2 separate regions of the Mus musculus genome follow, and region 1 is linked to region 2. The links are chromatin contacts, found by POLR2A ChIA-PET in ENCODE. All regions are on one chromosome and are shown on one strand. The core of a region is the stretch at or near the end of the contact, and the rest is flanking DNA. Distances in the headings are between cores, read along the strand shown.

What was found. ChIA-PET counts read pairs that join two places held with the same protein, here RNA polymerase II (POLR2A).
Region 1: POLR2A ChIA-PET joins it to region 2 with 10 read pairs in embryonic stem cell. The contact joins the promoter of Cdk16 here to the promoter of Ndufb11 in region 2. POLR2A ChIA-PET finds 5 or more read pairs at or near these places in 3 of 5 experiments (Patski and embryonic stem cell).

The regions. Positions count from the first base shown.
Region 1 is chrX:20,684,934-20,691,692 of GRCm38, reverse strand. It overlaps Cdk16 (cyclin-dependent kinase 16), which reads right to left and starts at 3,267. Exons shown (of 16, transcript NM_011049.5): 1 at 2,887-3,267.
Region 2 is chrX:20,615,917-20,623,050 of GRCm38, reverse strand. Ndufb11 (NADH:ubiquinone oxidoreductase subunit B11) reads left to right here and starts at 5,432. Exons shown (of 3, transcript NM_019435.5): 1 at 5,432-5,991. The coding sequence starts at 5,791. Rbm10 (RNA binding motif protein 10) reads right to left here and starts at 5,548. Exons shown (of 24, transcript NM_145627.3): 1 at 5,000-5,548; 2 at 2,937-3,077. The coding sequence starts at 2,953.

The DNA.
Region 1 (6,759 bases), core at 2,018-4,517, 71 kb before region 2:
AGAATTGAGGTTGAAGATAAGGCTGGGGATGAATTAAAAAGAAATGGGTCACTTGTTACCTTGAAACAAAATGCTTACCCCAGCAGCTCCCACTCCCACTTCTGCCCACTTCTTCACTAGAAGGGAAGGCAGAGCCAGCTTAGCAGAAGAAATCTCAGATAGATAAGAGTAAGATCCACCCACAGAGAATACAGGGCAATCCTGACCTTGGCGACAAACACTAGATCTAGGCCTAGAAAGTGGCCAGTTCCCAAGGACCAACATTTCAGGGAGGACAGACTCCTAAAAATATATACACTTAAACATTTATGAGCAACAAAACTTAAATACCATAATTTCAGTTTTCTGAGCTTCTAAACTTCAGAACAAGTGAAGGAGCAAGAATCAGGAGATAGGATGTTAACGTAGCATTTGTCCTTCTTGGCATTCCTCAGACATACTCACCAGTTCTCAGGCTACTCTCATACCAAGGACACGGACGGACGATAACTCCAACTGCTGAGCACACAGTTGCATTACCACCATACTTACACATGCTCCATTCTGTCCTGACCTCTAAAAGCACACACTAGATCCCCAAGAAGGCCCTCAATATTTATTAACTCCTACTAACATTCACAACGTCTAACTCCCTTCAGCACTCAAAACCTTGCCCTCAACTGTATTGGCATATATTTGCCCCTTTTAAGTAACTCCTACCACCTTCACGTTGAGTCCCTTCCTAGCCTAGATGCTTGTTAGCCTCTCTCTAGCACTGTCCTTCCCAATAATAGTGTCCCCTATGGATTCTGATCCTCCTTAACATGCATTCAGGGTGCTCTACTGCTGACCCAAATTAGCATTCTCTGGACTTTCACACGTCTCTGAATCCTCAGTACATTGTGATTCTTATACAATCCCTGACCAGTTTGGTTCACACTTAGGTCCCTTCACAGTTATGGGTCTCTTGATGTGCATGCAGGGATCTAAACCCAGGTCCTCTGGAAGAGCAGCACATGCTCTTAACAGCTGAACCATCTCTCTAGCCCTTACCTTCAGAGTTATGACCACTGTTAATATACATTCTTTTTTTGTTTGTTTGTATGTTTTGTTTTGTTTTTCGAGACAGGGTTTCTCTGTGTAGCCCTGGCTGTCCTGGAACTCACTCTGTAGACCAGGCTGGCCTCAAACTCAGAAATCCGCCTGCCTCTGCCTCCCGAGTGCTGGGATTAAAGGCGTGTGCCACCACGCCCAGCTGTTAACATACATTCTTGTACTTCCAGTGCACAGTTCCTTCCCTCAGCACAAGATTAATCTTCATTGTATCTTGACCCTGACAGTCCTAACTCTATCAGCACACCTTGAACCCTTCCTTAGCCCTATTCTCCAGGGAGAAATGCACTATTCTGTATCAGACTGACTCTCATTAGTGAATGCAGCTCCTCCATTTGACCCTGACCCCTAATAACATACATCTCAGTTCATGACTCCAATTCACTTTGGCACACCAGTACCTACTCCTATTCCCTGCTTCAACCAACCACTCCTACCACCATTTCTCTGGTTCACAATTGATTTCCTTCATAGCTCTGTTCCTTTCATTATCCACTAGATTCTCCACCCCTCACCCCCAAAAAAACTCTACTTCTGAAGCACTCCTCAAATCAGCACACTTCAGTGGCCCATGGAGAGAAAAAAGGCGTTTTGATGTACATCAGCATATTTTACTTTGTGCTCTTCCCCTAATAGCGTGCATACATTTAAGTGTCTGTATCTATCTAACCCCACAGCAGCAGCCTTTACAACAGTGGTTCTCAACCTTCCCAATGCTGTGACCCTTTACTACAGTTCCTCATGTTGTGGTGTCCCCCAACCATAAAGTTCTTTTTGTTGCTACTTCATAACTGTACTTTTGCTGTGATGAATTATCATGTAAATGTCTGATATGCAGGATATTTGACATTCGACCTCTAAGTTGAGAACCAGTGCTCTAGAACTTCATATATAGTATTGCCCCCACGCTTTCTGGAAGCCTTTATGGACATCCACTCACACCTCATCTTGACCCTTAGTGTGCAAAGCTCTTTATACTTCCTTTACTGACAATCTCCCGTACACATGTACGCACACACCTAAAACCCAGTAGTACAGGCCTTTCCCCATCCTCTCCCATTACACACACTCTCAGGTCCTTCAAAAGCTCTGCCTTCACTGGCATATACTGATCTCACCCTACCTTTATTACATCTACATACCCTCATCTCCAGGACCCTCCATTACCTCCTCTATGAGCACACCCTGGACCCAGAGAAGCTGCCACCCTCAACTCCGTGGATAAACACAGTATTAACACTATCCTGACCCTCATCACCACACACTCGGAACTATGCGTCTATCAGCACACCTTCTGGTAGTACCTCTACCACCCTTTCTCCATTTACACTGGGCCTCTCTGTAGCTCCAACTTCCACTAGAATGTTTTGGAACTGTCTTTACTTCAAACCCTGTTATACCCCATCACGTCCCTCATGGTCCTGCAACCCCTTTCCATAAGCACACTGGGCCTGAAGTCGTAAGGCTTTTTATTACATGTTCCTAGCCCTTTAGCAACTCCGAGAATCTCACTGTATCAATCCATTCCCATAACGCTAGTCCTTTAATCACCCTTCTCCCACTTAGCATCCACAGCACTTCCCATCCTCAGCTCCCAGGACAGGGGCCCAGGGCGGGGCCAAGGTCAGGGAGGCCCCAAATGACCCCCCAGTGCATTCTGGGAAACTCGAGGGGGAGGGGGCACCTGACAGACAAGCTGCCCAGAACCCCTTGGTCTTGTTCCAGCACTGCCTAGGGTCCGGCTGGCTCTCTAGGAAGAGCAGCCCCCACCCTAAGTATCGAGGACACGCTCACCGGAGGGGGCGCGCGAGTAACCTCAGAGCCGCGGGGCCGGCGCGGTGGCGCCTGGGGCGGCGGCCCGGGATGAGGCCGCGCGACCTCCTTTTCCTCCAGTTCGCCGCAGGCGCCCGTCCCAGTAGTCTTCGGCCATGGCTGCTGGGCCCGGGCCGCCGCCGGCTGAGGAGGAAGAGGCGGCGGCGGCGGCGGCGGCTGAGGCGGCGGCGGCGTCCCGCTCAGCCGGCCATGAGCTTGGCCACTGCGGGCGATGCCCCCGTGCTCGCAAGCGCCCGCTGGAATCCGGGTGTTCACGGCGGCTCGTGACTCACAGCAGACAGCTAGCGGAGACGCAGCATATCCCAGAGCCCCCCAGCCAGCGGCCCAACAGCCGCGCGCGCCGCGCTCCGCGCATGCGCACGCACACGCTGGGGGTGGGGTGTGAAGCAGGAAGGAGGAGACTCACCTCGGACTGCGTGTACCAAAAGAGCCTTCTGCAGCGGGAGGGGGTGCGGCCATTGCGTGCCCAGCAGGGAATGTGGCGTTGGCCCTGGAACGGCGCCAGGGGGATTTAGAGAGGGGTTAATAGTTTTGATCTTGCTAGAAATTTACTAGCATCGAGGTGAGCAGCAGCCAGTAGCCAGGCGTGCCAGTCACCACCTTCTTTCCCTACAGTCTCATTTGGTACATCCCCATGGTGGTAAACGGGACTTTTGCAAGGAGAAAAAGAACAGGTGAGCGAAGCAGTTCCAGTCCTTTGTGGTGCCTCGGGAGGCAAGAATTTAAAGGCTGGAAATGACTTTCTAGGAGAGGTGGCCTGGATTACCACCTTAGCTAGGACAATCTAGCCCCGCCCTGCCACCCACCCTCTACCACTAGTTTGTTACCCACTGTGAAACGTATGTGGCCCCACCCTTTTGAAAAAGCTGACGCTCAGCCAATCAAATTTGCTCCCTGCGTCAGGGCTGAGCAAGAATGAAGGGCGTGGCAAAGCTGAAGAAGCATGATCTAGCTTTCTCTTCAGCTTGCCTCCTCCTCTGTACGGTTTTTTATTGGTTTTCGGGCTCGCCTTTTTGTTCTGAGCGCTTCTCAGGAGATCGCTGAATATCCCGTAAGATAATTGGTCCAAAGGCCACTCAGTCAGCCGGTTCCCTCCTTTAACCATTCCCACATTCTCCTGCAGCTTCTTGGTGTGGTGAAACCTAGGCTGAGAAGGAAAGGCCTTTTTAGAGGGGGCAGACTCCACTAAGGCGCAGGTTTGGAACTTTGGCTTGGGCGGAGCTTCTTGCTGCCTCACTCTAATATTCGCGTACAAGCTCCTCTAATTAGGCTTTCTTTACACCTTTCAATTACCTCATCTTGTCCTCTACAGTCTTACTTAACTAGGTTCTGTTACACGGCCAACATTGCCAGGCATACCTCTCATTCTTCTCTGTAGAAAATGACACGATTTCCCGTATCTATCCCAAACAGTTCTGCAGACTTCCTGAGACTTCTTACACTGGCCCCAGGAATTTCCTTGCCTCTTCTGGGCTTCCTTTGGTTGGCCTTCTTTCCCAGTCACGATTTTCAAGCAAGGGCCATTGATTGGCAAGTACTTCTTCAGCCATGAAAGTCGTCCTTGCTAGGATAGACATCGGGTCTATCATTTAACAGACTTAATCTCCTTTCCTCTCACAACAGGAGAATATCCTAGTTCTTGAATATAGCAGGCATTTGTGTCTCTGAGACTTCATACTCGCTGTTGTTGTGCCTGGAATTCACTTGCCCCATATCTACACTTATTTCTTTCTGGTGCAGTTCCATTATTCCAAATCCCCACTTGGCTTTATGCCTTTTGAAAGGGGGGCTTTTAAAATTTGATGTTTATTTGCATTGTTAAAGTCTATTCCCAGCCTTGTGTGTGCTTCCATGCTGAGCTAATAATACCCAGACCTGGTCAACATTTTGTTGTTCTGTTTTCAGACAGTCTTTTGCAGCCCAGTCTCATCTTGAATTCAGTGTAGTCAAGAATGATATTGAAGTCTGGATTCTTCCTGCATCCACCACCCAAGTGCTGGTGTTATAGGCATGTGCCACACACCTGGTTTTATTTGCATTCTACCAACTGAGCTACATCTCCAGCCCATTTGCATTTGTGCCAGGCTCATTGATCAACTTTTAAACAATGAAAAAAATAAATGAATGGGATTGGGTCTGGAGAAATGGCTCAGTGGTTACAGACATTTGCTGCTCCCCAGAGTTTGGTTCTCAGCATACACATCAAGTGGTTCACACTGTATCTCCAGTTCCTTCTTTAGTTGTTGTGGTTTTTTCGAGACAGGGTTTCTCTGTATAGCCCTGGCTGTCCTGGAACTCACTCTGTAGACTAGGCTGGCTTCAAACTCAGAAATCTGCCTGCCTCTGCCTCTCAAGTGCTGGGATTAAAGGAGTGTGCCACCACCGCCCGGCTTCCAGGAGAAGTTTTATAAAACATGACATTAAGTGGATAAACATAAATGGACACAAATGTTTCATTTTACATTTTCCCCTTTTCTCATCAGAGTATTACTTTCTATAGTTATCACTTTGGCCAATAGTATAAAAAGTGTGGCACTAAGGGCCTTAGCATAATAATGCAGCATAGTGAGGATGCCCTCTTCTAGTTTCCTCAAGCATCTTCATGGCATACTCTAAAACACACACACACACGCACACACACACATACACACACACACGTGAACACAGAGACACATTAAAAAAAACTTAAAAATGTATAGGCCAGATATGTGGCGCAACCCTCTCTCTGAAGAGAATCCCAGCACTCTCAAGAGGCAGAGACAGTTCTGTGAGCTTGAGGCTAGCCTGGCCTGCATAGCTAGCTCCAGGACAGCCAGGGGGCTACATAGAGATTCTGTCTTTAAAAAAGAAAAATGGCAAGACTGAGAAGAATGGCTCAGCAGGTAAAGACACCTGGCTGCCAAACTGAACTGCCTAAGTTCTGTTGATTGGACTCACATGGAGAGACCTACATATGGACATTATGGGATGCCTCTCCCCCAATTAAATGAATGTAATATACTTTTTAAAGTTGTATGTTAGCCAGGCAGTGGTGGTGCATGCCTTTAATCCCAGCACTTGGGAGGCAGAGGCAGGCGGATTTCTGAGTTCGAGGCCAGCCTGATCTACAGAGAGTTCCAGGACAGCCAGGGCTATACAGAGAAACAGTATCTTGAAAAAAACAAAACCAAATAAATAAAATTGTGTGTTTGTGTATGAACACACTTGTCAGAGGACAACTTGCAAGAATTGGCTCTAGCATGTGAGTCTTGAACTCAACATGGCTCAAGACAAGATTTTCTGTAGGCCAGGCTGGCCTGAGCACTGGATTCTCTTCCAATGACCTCCCCAGTTCTAGGATTACAGATGTGTACCAGTACGCTCAGTTTATGCAGAACAGGAGATTGAACCCATAACTTGGTGCATGCTAGACAAACACTAGCTACTGTTCTAGTCATGTTAGATTATCTTTTTTCAACTATTTTAGGGGTGGAGAAATGGCTCCGTGGTGAAGAGCACTAACACTGGCTGTTGTTCCAGAAGACCCAGGTTCAATTTTCTAACACCCACATGGCAGCTCAACAACTGTAACTCCTCTTTCAGGGGATCTGATTCCCTTATCCATGAAGGAAACACACACACACACACATATATATATATTGCATTGCAGGTATAACTAACTGTACATGTTTGTACCTTGTGTCCAGACCAGAAGAGGCCATGAGATCCCTGGAACCTGAGTTATGGTCATGAGTAGAAGAAATTCAGGTGCAGGAATCCAAACCCAGGAAGAGCATCTATCCAGCCCCTCAACTTTTACCTTAGTTGTATTTATTGTCAATTCTAAGTTTCATA
Region 2 (7,134 bases), core at 4,183-6,682:
AAACAGGTAGTGAGGAGGCCGAAGCAGGAAAATTGCCACAAGACTCAGGTCAGGGTAGGCTATGGTGAGTTTCAGACCAGCATGAATTATAGTGTGAGATCCTGTCTCAACAATAACAAAAGAGCATTATTTATTCTTTTGTTTTGTTTGTTTGTTTGTTTGTTTGTTTGTTTTTCGAGACAGGGTTTCTCCGTATAGTCCTGGCTGTCCTGGAACTCACCTCCCAAGTGCTGGGATCAAAGGTGTGCGCCACCACCGCCCAGCTTGGTAGTCACATACTATTAAGTAAAACATAACAGACATAGCTCATGGTGCCCTTGGCAACAGTTAAGAGATGAAACATTACTATCCAAATGGCAATAGAGACACCCAAAATATCCAGTGCTGAGTAATGTGGAATTCAGGAAACAAAAGAAAGACTGCAGCACTCTGTTGTTTATGAGAACTGAAAACAGATACTTGAGACAACAATATTTACAAGGATACAAATTAAGTACAACAGAGCTGCTGCCTACAGAGATGGAAATTGGGAATAAATGGAAACAAATAAACAAGGCAAGAGGAGGCCTCCTGTGATAAGACCTTTGCAGAACTGGAAAGTGGGATTAACTTAAACCTATGCATTATTTAAAGACAAACAAAAAAACAATGTCTTGGGCTGAAGAGATGGCTCAGCGGTTAAGAGCACTGACTGCTCTTCCAGAGGTCCTGAGTTCAAATCTCAGTAACCACATGGTGGCTCACAACCATCTGTAATGGGATCCGATGTCCTCTTCTGGTGTGTCTGAAGAGAGTAACAGTGTACTCATACACATAAAATAAATAAATCTTTAAAAAGAAGTCTTTATTTGGCAACAAATTTCAAAGCATAACTACTTGAAGCTCAATCACACATTACTTATAGTGATACTTATTACTTATACTTATGGTCTACAATCAAATCTTTCCCAAAGGGAGTACTGTATTGACCCTAACGCCTGCCTTTCAAAAGACAGTTTTAAAAGGAAGTCAATGCCAGCCATGATAGCATATGCTAGTCCCATACCTGGAAGGTTGAGATGGGGTAGGGGAGACATAGACTACACAGTGAAACGTTATCTCAAAAATAAGTAAATATGGTTGGAGAGGTGGCTTAGCAGTTAAGAATACTGGACTGCTCTTTCAGAGAACAGGTTTGATTTCTCGCGTCTACATGGTGGCTCACTCAAAACTATCCATCCGTAACTCCAGTTCCAGGGGATCCAATGGTAGGTACCAATAACATGTGTGATGCAAAGACATTCATTCAAATACATAAAATAAAATAAGTAAGTAAAATGGCATCTATAAGCTGGGTCCAGTGGCATAGATAGGCCTGTAAACCTAGATACTCAAGAAACTGATGTAGGACAGTTGCAAATCTGGTCTGGGCTACAGATCAAGTACAAGAACAACCTGGAAAATGGAGAGTCTATCTCCGAGCAAAATGTAAAGGTACAGAGTAGCAGAGCACTTGCTCACAAGGGTACAGCACTTGCTGAGTAGTGCAAGCCCTAGGTTTAACCTCTAGGACCTTGCTCCTTGGGCCAACAAAGACATTCCCAAACCTGCTTTCTCTCCAGTGTTTTATACGTTTATTGACTGCTTTTTCAAGCTGGGATCTCAAGTAGCACAAGTGGACTTTGAATTCCTGATCCTCCTGCCTCCACCTCCAAATGCCAGGATTACAAGTACCATGTCCAGCAAATTTATTATGACTTTTCTGTAAGAGTTTGGTTTGCCTTTCTGGGCGCCTTTTTTTTTTTTTTTTTTGGTTTTTTGAGACAGGGTTTTTCTGTAGCCCTGGCTGTCCTGGAACTCACTCTGTAGAGCAGGCTGGCCTTGAACTCAGAAATCTGCCTGCCTCTGGGATCAAAGTGCTGGGATTAAAGGCGTGCGCCACCACTGCCCGGCTTTTTATTCCCCCTGGGCTCTCTTAAAATATGGTAGCTAAGTCGCTGATTTCAGAATCACCTGGGGCAGGAATCTACCAGAGTGCTAAAGGATCTTATACTTACACTCAATGTTTCTAAATTTTACCAAGTATACTACTTTTTTTTTTATCAGAGCTGAAGAGCAAAACACAACTAGCTGAAAAGCAAAACAAAACTATATATACCATGAGATGTCACACCCCGTTTTCTCAGCTACTAAGGAAGATGAAGTAGAACTGGAGCTCAAGATTTTGAGACCAACTTAGTTAACAGAACAAGATCCATCTCAAAACCAAACCAAAGCACTTTGTGTATAAACTGGGTGTGGTGGAACACCTGTCACCCCAGGTCTTAGGAAAACCACAAGTTGGCCAGTATGGACTATAAAGAGAAACTGTCTCAAGACAAAAAAAAAAAAAAAAAAGAAAAGCAGGCCTGGAAGATGCCTTAATCAGTAAACTTCTTGTGGTATATGAGGGCATAAGCTTGATTATCCAGTGTCCATATAAAAACACCAGGTGTAGCACATGCCTTCAATCCCAGTGATGAAGAGGTAGAAAAAAAGAGACTCCCTCAGGCTTGCTGGCCAGCCAGTATAGCTAAATCTGTGAGCTCTGGGTTCAATGAAAGACCCAGTCTCAAAAACTAAGATGGAGGAGCAATTGGGTGGACACCTGGCACCACTCTCTGGCCTCCACACCCATATTAACAAAAACCCCACCTTCACGTCCAGTCATGGTACTCATCAGGCTGTTTGGTATCACCTGTAAACTATGTGCTCTTCCATGTAATGCTATACATAGCAAGACAGTCTCTTACAGGGGAGACCTACAGTCATTGTGTCATTCACCTGTGCATTCTCAGAGCACAGATGCACATGTGCTGAAAAGAGTCCATTTCTTTGCTGTGTTGTTTCTCCTGCCTAGAGCGCCCTTCATCCTAAACCAGTGCTCACACTGGGAGGGGAGGGAGGGGATAACTCACCGTCTTTCATACTCCATGTCCTGATAGGAGTTTTAGGGGCTGCTGGGGCCCCTCCTCAGTAGCTGGCTCCTTTCACTTCTCAGCCACCCCTGTTGCTGCCAGCATGATCTGCCCGTCTGGGTGATACCTCCTGCAGAGACTCTACAGAGAATGGAAGGAAGAAAGGGGTCAAGGCAGTTGGAGCAGAGAGGGCCTCCTTGAGGAGACAGTCATTGTCAAGATTCCCTACTGTCCTATAACCCAAGGACATTGTTTTCCATTTCCTCGTGCTTCCGTGCAACAGTTCAGGAAGACAACCCCTACTTGGCTCTCTCTCCTTTTCTTCCCCCATATTCCACTACCCTAGAAAATAGCAAAGCCCTCATCAAACAAAGATATCTCATAAAGATTTGGTGGGGCCACAGGCTATTTATGACCAAGGTTTTGCATTCTTAGACTGGTAGACAAATGTAAGCCCATGGCTGGTTGCTGGGAAGGGAAGGGCAAGTGCTAAATGATTTGCCTAGATTAGGCACATTAGTCACAAAAATAAGACTTTTACAATAATTGGATGGGGTATAGTTGAGGGTAGAACACTTGCCCAGCACATTCAAGGCCCTGAGGTCCCATCACAAAAACTAGCAAAACTCCAAAAGACAATACAGTAGCAAAAGACTTCACAACAGAAGGAATCTCAGACTCCTTTCCATGGGTCAGGGTATTATTTCAACCTCCCAACAAGATGCCAACTATACCCCCAACAAGGCAGTCAGAAACCCTGAAAGGCTTTTGGAGGGGGGAGGCGGCTAACATGGCAACAAGACAGCTGCCACCTCCCTGGGCTTTTTGGCCAACACAGCTCTGATCCTCAACACAGCAAGTAGTTCCGCCCTAATGTGCAGCCAGGTCCCCAGGTGAATCTCTCCCCAGGGAGCTTAGGCTAAGCTTTCCAGAGGCAAAAGGGGCCTCTTTCCCAAGTGGTTCCAAAACATCTTGTTCTACTGAGTGACAGGGACAGCTACTTCATCCAACTTTTGGGACTGCCTTGAGAAGTACAAGATCTGAGAGTGTCATGACCCAACCAGAGATCAAAATTACCCCTGAATCTTTAGCTGCCACCCATTTGTACAGGAACCAAGTAAAGCTAGGCGGGTATAGTACTTGCCCAACGGTAGGTTGCCACAACACCTTTTCTCTTAAGTACCTATTTTCTCTTCCAACTCAAGGATCAGTTAACTTCCCCCAGATGGGGAAAAGAATCACAGGCAGGAACCCCAGTGGATGAGAACCTGACACAAAATGCTCAATGGCAAAAGAATGAGTCTAATTTTGTTGCATACACAGCACAGAAAAGAAACAAAGTTACAGACAAGCCCCCAAAATAGCCAAGGGCCAGGATCACAGGATACCTATAAGAGACACAATTAAACGGATTTCCCTTTGAATATATAGACCTCACTGTTACAGATACAACTCCCAAAAGAAGAAACGCCGGATATATATATTCTCTGCACCCCCTCCCCAAACTAACTAAGTTGGGGTCGATCAGTAACAAGCCTGCTTCCTGATAAGGATCAGAGGTCAGATACAGACCCCAAGGATAAAAACCATATTCACTTTCTTTCTCCGCGCTTGTCACCCTCATTCCCACCACATAAATGAATAGAGGCCGCAGCCAGAGTATTTCCCCGTGGATAGTTAAGTAACAAGGGCAGTCAGCACAACCCTCCTCTAAGAACACCCCCCGCAAAGTCGCAAACACGCGCGTTTCAAAAGATAAAAAGTTCGGTGGGCAAATACAGTAAGTCACAGTACCCCACTCCCATCTGTCTCTCCCTTCCCCCAACCCGCGTGCACCCATCCCGCGTCCCAATCGCGCACGCGCTTTTGCTTTCATAAGAAAAAAGCTGGGGTGGGGGACCATACCCCCTCTTCAGGTGCAGGCTGTGCAGGCATCCCTCAGCTCTGTGCGAACTCCGAGGGTACAGTCCGTCCCCGCGCCTCTTCTATGCACACCGGCCCTCTCCCCCTCCCACGCGCCCAGCTCCTTTACCTCCGATCCCACGACCCGCAACGGCGCTCACCTTCTCGGCCCGGGCTGTCAAGGGAGGGCTCCCAGGCATCACCTCCGCCCGCCACCACCTCCTTCAGAACTGTTAGTTCAAATGGGAGCCAATGCATGCAACTACCAAGTCCAAGACTGGGAGCAAAAAGGAGGAAAGGGGGAGGGGAGACGCGACCGACGCGTTGCCCTCCCAAGGAAACTCGGTGCCACCTCCTCCTAGCCGGCCACAGTCACCAACACAAAATGGCGACGAGAAGAGAGCCGGCGATCCGACCACCATCCACCTACTAAGGGAGCGCGCTCTGGCCGGCCTTGACGATTGGTTGCCGGTCACCATTGGCTGGCCCTGGCATTCTCTGATTGGCAAGCATATGCTACCTCCCCATTCCCTGTGAGAACGGCCCAGGAGTCCAGAAAAAAGAGTAGCTATTGGCTACCCCTAAGAGGCCCGCTCTTTAGAAGCTTGCTGTCCTTTGAAGTTGAAAGACAACTAGAAGCTCCACCTCTTTCCCTACAGGGCCATCTAGATGTCACCGCTTTCTTCTTACGAAGAAAATGAACAGACCTCTCAAAAACAACTCTCTCCCAGACTAACAGAAATGATAACGTTGATTCGGTAGCGACACGGCGTGGGAGGCAAAATAGAGTCCGCACCTCGCCGAACTCGTAAACAAACTTAGGCCGGGGATCTATTTAGCAAGGTAAGGGCGGAGCGACAAAAATCGCGCTGGGATCAACCGCAGCTGCGCACATTGTATTTCCGTCTCCCTCCCCCCCCCCGCCCCCCAGGACTCCGCAGTACAAGCTGTCATGGCGGCCCGACTGTTAAGCTTGTATGGTCGCTGCCTGTCAGCAGCGGGGGCGATGAGAGGGCTCCCGGCTGCTCGCGTTCGCTGGGAGTCCTCCAGGGCTGTAATCGCCCCATCCGGTGTGGAGAAAAAGCGGCAACGAGAACCGACCATGCAGTGGCAGGAGGACCCAGAACCCGAGGACGAAAACGTCTACGCGAAGGTGAGAGGGAGGGGGGAAAACGGGACGCTGTAGGGGCCAATCTGGACCAGGGAAACCAGTGTCAAAGCGGACATTCTCCGGCCCGAGATTTGAGCAGTGGACAAAATCTTCGAATATTCAGAAATTTTGCCTAGCTTGTTTTTCTCTTTCGTTGCCTTATTTGCAGTCAGAAATCACACTGAAAGAGGGCAGCACCCAAAGCATGTTAGAAACTTTATAATTAGGGTAATACTAAACTCTAAGGTAACACGTGCATAATGCCAGGCTGTGCTAGACACTTTGTATCTATTTACTCATCTCAATTCTAAAGTAGCGTGATTTTGAAGTAGGCACTATAACTGTTACTGAAGTAGGCACTGTAACTGTTACAGTGACATAGATGAGGATACTAAAACACAAGTTGCTAGCCCAAGATCACAGCTTGAGTAGGTCATGGAGCTGATTATTTGCATTCAGGACTGAATTCCTGTGCTTTATGGAGAGCAGAGATTCTGGAGTCAGACATCTTGGGTTGAAAATTATTCACTTGTATGACCTTGGACAAGTAATTTAATCTCTTGGTGCCTCGGTTTCTTTGTAAAGTGAGAAAAGTACTAGGAAAGCTAAGAAAAACACACCTGCTTCATATGAGTCAGAATGGTCACTGCAGCTCTTACCACTTACTTCAGAAGTACTCCAAATTAGAAGGTGTTTATTATTGCCATTTCCACTCTACTGAGGATATTGTGAGGTTTGTGTTTTTGAAAAGGCCTAGTATATTCAACATTAACATCTGATTGAAGATCTTAAATTATTATAGGGTCCTATAGAATAAGTGGACCCATAGGAAATTGCCAATATCCAAACATTTTTTTAATCTTTATAAATAGCACTTTCCAAGGATGAAACTTAACAGACAGGGTGAGCACTCCCAAACAAGTACGTGAGGCCAATTATTCATTTGGAAAGAAAGTCAAAATCTTGGATGGGGAGATGGTGATGAATTCAGTGGTGATTAGATTTGGAAGAAGAGCTTTCTAGGCCTCGAGAGCAGCAAATGTCACAGCCCTGTGGTGGGAAGGAATTTCACGTATCCTAAAAGTAGAGAAAGGATTTTAATCAGGGATAAGAGATTGGTTAGAGATTGGAGGGCGGATTAGAGAC